2 separate regions of the Homo sapiens genome follow, and region 1 is linked to region 2. Evidence: chromatin loops called from intact Hi-C (ENCODE). Cell type or tissue: OCI-LY7. All regions are shown on one strand. Each heading gives the region's core, and the rest is flanking DNA. Links, peaks and the distances in the headings are about the cores only.

Region 1 (2,925 bases), core at 208-2,707, 100 kb before region 2:
TAATCCCAGCTACTTGGGGAGGCCCAGGCAAAGAGAATCACTTGAACCTGGGAGGCAGAGGTGCAAGACTCCATCTCAAAAAGAGTACTTTGCTTTCCAAGAAGCACAATAAAGTTAAACATTCAAAAATGTGATGTAACATAGTCCAAATAACTTGGTAAGTAGAACAGTTACAAGAATATAACTAATGTAATACTCAGAAGAAGAGAAGTTAAAATAACCTACCACAAGAACAGTTTCTCTTATGACCAGACAGGTTTTTTTCAGGAAATAGATTTTCCCAAACAGATTGTGATCAGACACTAATTTTTTAAAGAAATCATTGCTATTTTGAACATAAAATTTGAGCACTTGGGATAAAAGGTGTATCAAAACTGTGAGAGTGGCAAAGGTTTCAAATTTGTTTTTCAAAAATTTTTTGGGGGTACATATATTATTTTCATCTGTTTTACAATACAATCATCCTCTCAACATCAGCCAAGGATAGTTTAACATATGCAAATAAATCAGTAGTAAAATTCAGTATCACATCAAAACTCTAGTTAAAGTAAAATATTAAACTTGGATTTCTTCTTATGAGTACAAAGGAACTTTGCTTATATTACTCTGCTTATGTGAACTCCTATTTCAATACAGAGTATATGCAGCCATAATGGGAAATCTACTGGTTTTGATTAGGTGGGGGCACAACACAAATCTTCAAACTCCCTGTAGCAGATTAATGCAGAAAAAGGTTGCATCAAACAGTGACATTTACTAACATATTACAGTACGTGTGGACTTGAATTAGATGTAAAATTCCAAAAAATAGATACTTTATTATTTAGAATTGGTGAAGTGACACTGGCTGAGCTCTAGTTTCCTTAGGCACGTAAGGCAGTATAAGTAAAGCAAACAATATCATTTTAACCCAGTTCAGGAAAGTGGGAGCCTAAATTCAGCAAAAGATCAAAAGATGTACTCTGAAACCTACTCAGAAGCTGCAAAAGCTTGCTATCATGTAACATAATTTTCATTTAATGCTCACATAGTGCCCACCATGTGGCAGACATTATTCTAAATGCTTTACAAAGTTTAGCTCATTTAAGTTTCAAAAGAACCATATGAGGGAGGTAATAATATCATCTCCATTTCCTGGATGAGAAAAGCAGAGCAGAAAGAGGTTAACTTCCCTGTGGTCACATGAATATTAAGTGGAGAGGCTGAGTTCCTACCCAGGAAGTATAGTTTCAGTGTAGGTGCTCTTAACCACTATATTATGTTGTCATCAAAGCAGTTCTAAGTTCAATTTCTAAAAATTGCAAGAGCTTTGAGGGCAGGGACTATGTCTTTTTCTTGAATTTCCAGTACCTGGGTTCCTGCACATAGTTGGTATTAATGTGCACCAGATTAAAAAAAAAAAAAAAAGCACTTCGCCTTCATTTAGGACTGCAGGGGGCATAATTGTTCTACTTATAAAAGTATATCTTACTGTAAGCCATCTAAATCATTTTTATACACAGGTTGGGCATATTTAAATAATTACAAGACATAAAATAGCCAAATCTTGTCTCCCATATACCATATTATGCTTGACGCTCTACATGTATTACTCCATGAATCTTCTAAAAGAAACTCCAGAAGTATTACTGTCTTCATATTACAGATGAAGAAACTATAGTTCAGGAAGATTCAGGTAAGTACCATAGCCTTACTGGTGGTATAGTACACAGCAGATATTTGATCCAAAGTCTGACTCCAAAGCCTACATTCTTTTCACTAAATCATGTTTTTCCCCACATTTTGTGGTCTTTCAAACATTTCTAGCCATAATTAGATAAGGGATTTACCTGTTAAATGGTGCGGTGATAACTATGCTTAAAGCAAATGATTTCATCTAACACTACAATTCATTGTTTTCAACAAAGTTAGTTGTTAATTCTTACTAAAGAGTCAGTGCTGCATTCTGAATATGAAGGTAACAAATAAATGCACACTTAGCATACTAAATATTTAGCTGATGTTACAATACTAAACGTCAAATCAAAATAATAGTTACAGCAATTACTTGATTTTTTTTTTCTTTTTAAGAGATGGTCTCACTCGCTCATTCAGGCTTCAGCGCAGTGGTGCCATCACAGCTCACTGCAGCCTTGAACTTCTGGGCTCGAGTGATCCTGTCACAACCTCCTGGGTAGCTAGGACCACAGGTGAACACCACCAGGCCTGGCTAATTTTTATTTTTTATTTTTTGTAGAGATGGCGTCTCACTATGTTGCCAAGGCTGGTCTTGAACTCCTCCTTTCAAGCAATCCTCCTGCCTTGGCCTCCCAAAGCACTAGGATTTCACATGTGGGCCACCACACCCAGCCCCAATTACTTGAATTTTAAATGCCATCATCTTCAAAGTATAAAGAGGAAAAACAGTCCTTGGTTTTCCCTTGAATATGGAATAAACTGATGACTGGCTAGCTGAATACCAGTTTATGTGACTCAGTCACACCTTTTCATTCACAGAAGTACCAACTTCTAAGCCTGGCAAACAGCACATCTGGCTATTAAACATTTTAAAAACTGGGGCTCTGATAAATGTAGGATTAAAAATCAAATGCTATTCAAGGCAGGTACCATACCCTCCTTTTTCATTTTCTCTATTAATGTCCAATGCTATGAAGCCAAGTAGAGGAGCTATGCTACTTACACAGAAGTATACTTGTGCTTAGACTAGTTCATACCTATCAAAAACCATTCTGAATGGAAACTAGCCCAAAGCAGGAGCTTTCGCTCTCAGAATAGCCTGACAGGTTGAGTATACTAACAAGAGCCAGAACTAGGGGGTACTCCCACACAAATTCTGATTTGCCTCCCTATTACTTTCTTTTTTTTCCTCCCCCAAGATGGAGTTTCGCTCTGTCACTCAGGATGGAGTGCAGTGGTACGATCTCG
Region 2 (2,925 bases), core at 243-2,742:
TTCATAATTGTAATATGTAATTTTCTCCCCTTGGACCTAAGATATTTATACATTCAAAAGTTTACAACTTGCTGTTCTTGAGACATTGTTCATTCTTTAATACATACATTGAGTATAAATAAATAACTACAAGAAAGCTTCAACAATCTGAATTAACATTATGCTGTGCAAAACAAAAACAAAAACAAAAACAAAAAACAAAAAAAAAGTCAAACCTTGAACAACCTACATTCTATGTAAATACCCTGACTAAAATATTGGTTGTGCTACACAATTCCACTTTAGTGCAGAAATGCATTGATTTCACTGTACCGTTGTTGTTGGCTTTTTAAGTGTCTTTAGCACTTCTGTTTCTAAGCATTGCCTTGCTTTGAAAAGATGAATAATTTGCTACCAAATCACAAATCATCACAAATCCATTTTAGTTTGGTCTGAATAAAATCCAGCATAAATGTATTATTTTATTCTGGGTATAATGGCTCGGTGTCTTTGTCCCAACAGCTTTCTTCTTAAGGGCAAACCACCCTTAAGTGAAACTTGCCATTTGTTTTTGTTTTCTTTTTAAGTCTCCAGATCTTGCTAGGACACTTCTTCCAGACCAACAGTCAGATAGTTGTGGCACGTGATCCTATTTGAAATAGAGGTGGTTTAAATCAGCCAAGCTTGGTGATCTGGAGGTCTCCATTTATCTTTATGGTGTCAATTGCAGATAACGTTTGAATGCGATGGTAAAAATCAAAAAGTTGGTGTCCATCCACAAACACTCGGAAACGTGGGTGCTCACAAAGAATTTCCACCTGGAAGAAACAAAATAATAATCCACAATTTCAATGAACGCTACTGGGGAAAACAAACAATACTTCATTTTAGAGAAAGAAAGGCAGTATCTTCAGTGGTTCACAAACATCAGAATGCATTGAGACCTGCAGAGGGCTTGTTAGAACACAGATTGTTGGGCTCTACCTCCAAAATTTCTGATTCCTGTGTAGAATGTAAGTGTAAAAGCTTTTTCCTCAAGTAATTTACCATAAAGTTCAATTACTGGTAGTGTGCTATGATGGGTTTATTAAAAGCATTGGCATTCACCATGTAAGGAGGCTCCATATGTGATACTAGTCACATTTATTTTATATTACTAAATTTTATCACCAAGAAGGGCCTATTTCACTTCAGTTTTGCTGTTGGGAGCATTATATTCCTCCTGGCAGTCAGAAGCTGTGGTTACTCACATTCATGAGCTATGCATTAAGGTTCATCACTAAGAAACTATCCTAGCCAAGAGGAGCCCAAGGGGACATCACCATTCTAGAGAAGGGGATGAGGAGAGATAATGGGTCAAGGGTGCCTTCCAGAGACTATAACTAGAAGTGCAACTATCTCAATTCTACCACCAATGCAAAAATCATGGATTCTTATTTTCCCCAGAATGTAAGAAGAGAAGTGAAAGAATTACTTCTTCATGAGGCACTTGAAAATTTCTAGATGAAGGGTAACCAGTTAAGTGTAGTTGTGTTTTATTGGGCTCACATGTAACATGGAGCTTTTAACTGAGTTGTCATTATTGTGATGTAATGTTAAGGTGTAATGACAATTCATCACTAGGTCTGACCCCTTTTTAACACCATTACTACTTGCATTTCCCTTTATTTTTTTTTTTTTTGACAGAGCCTTGCTCTGTCACCCAGGCTGGAGTGCAGTGATGCACACATAGCTCACTGCAGCCTTGAATTCCTGGGCTCAAGCAATCCTCCCGTCTCAGCCTCCCAAGTAGCTAGGACTACAGGTGTGTGACACCATGGCAGGCTAATTTTTTTTTTTTTAAAGGCAGGGTTTTTGCTGTGTTTCCTAGGCTGGTCTTGAACTCCTTTGCTCAAGCAATCCTCTTGCCTCAGCCTCCCAAAGTGGTGGGATTATAGGCACAAGCCACTGTGCCACTACCTGCATCTCTTATTTGGCATTGCCTTTCATAGAGGAAGGGGCTGCTAATGCTGCTTGATTGGATGAAAAGTTTGGATTGTGCTTCCTGCCCAGAAGATAGTGGGGAGCAAATCTTTATTCATCCAGCCCCAAGGGAAGGAATTTGTCAGCCACACAGCCTGTAACCATGAAATAGACTGAGGCTAATTAATCCAGAGGGGGAAACAAGGACACGAACATGGCCTCATTAGCAAAGGGAACAAGAGAAAATGAAATGATCATCATCATATTCTTTAAAATGTCATACAAATAAAAGAGCTACTTATTAGCTCTCAACCTTATTAATATTAATATTTAATAAGTGGGTACTTAGTATTGATTAATCAATCAGATATTTGGGGGTAGGTATCTACTATATGTTGGGTACTACATAGAAAAGTTACTTATTCTTAACAATTTGGACATGTAAATATGGGTCTATTTAAATGTATGACCTGAATAGAACTAAGAAGATACTATGGCAAGTGTTAATTTATATCAGCAAACAGAGCTCTTTTGATCTTTTTTTTTCACCATTGGGTGACAAATTTCCTGGACATGCAGAAATTCTGGCTGCTTCAAGTGTTCTTGGCACACACTAGGTAAGTCGAACATTATCAGCCTGCCAGTGGCTGGAGCCGAGGCACTCGAGGTACTCACCCTGAATGGCTGGTCTGGAATGAATGGAAAGTAAGGGATTGCTGACTGTTCTTCACCCCTCTCCCCAGATATACAAGAATTTCTGAGTAGCTGCCGATCTGTGAACACAGCTTTGAGTTCGATTGCCACATCGGCAGGAGGGTCTTCTGAGTCCCCACAGGTCAAGCTGATTGCAAAGCTGAAAAGAAAATCATCCCACTGATTAAGGGTTGGATATAAAAACATTTCAAAATGACCCAAGTGCTTATATTTCTTCTTCCTCCTCTGGGTTTGTCCATTTTTAAGAGGCCACTACTCTTCAAGAGAGGT

Evidence for each region. Peaks named below come from ENCODE experiments on the same cell type or tissue, not always from the same donor. Only the 100,000 strongest peaks of a DNase experiment are listed, where the experiment ranks them.
Region 1: it touches region 2 in a loop (3-fold over the local background); 3 of 110 quality-filtered maps call a loop at or near these places.

Annotation. Positions count from the first base shown.
Region 1 is chr2:64,560,821-64,563,745 of GRCh38, reverse strand. All of the region lies in intron 2 of AFTPH (aftiphilin), which reads right to left. LOC105374773 (a long non-coding RNA gene) reads left to right here. Exons shown (of 7, transcript XR_007086343.1): 5 at 1,503-2,925. Among named protein-coding and RNA genes, the nearest start is that of MIR4434, 37 kb to the right of the region's middle. In OCI-LY7, for the core only: CTCF peaks have their summits at 1,227 and 1,426; a DNase peak (open chromatin) is centred at 1,435; H3K4me3 peaks cover 380 bases; H3K27ac peaks cover 1,121 bases.
Region 2 is chr2:64,456,157-64,459,081 of GRCh38, reverse strand. LGALSL (galectin like) reads right to left here. Exons shown (of 5, transcript NM_014181.3): 4 at 2,617-2,794; 5 at 1-797. The coding sequence ends at 654. Among named protein-coding and RNA genes, the nearest start is that of LGALSL-DT, 2.7 kb to the right of the region's middle. In OCI-LY7, for the core only: CTCF peaks have their summits at 1,186 and 1,385; a DNase peak (open chromatin) is centred at 1,331.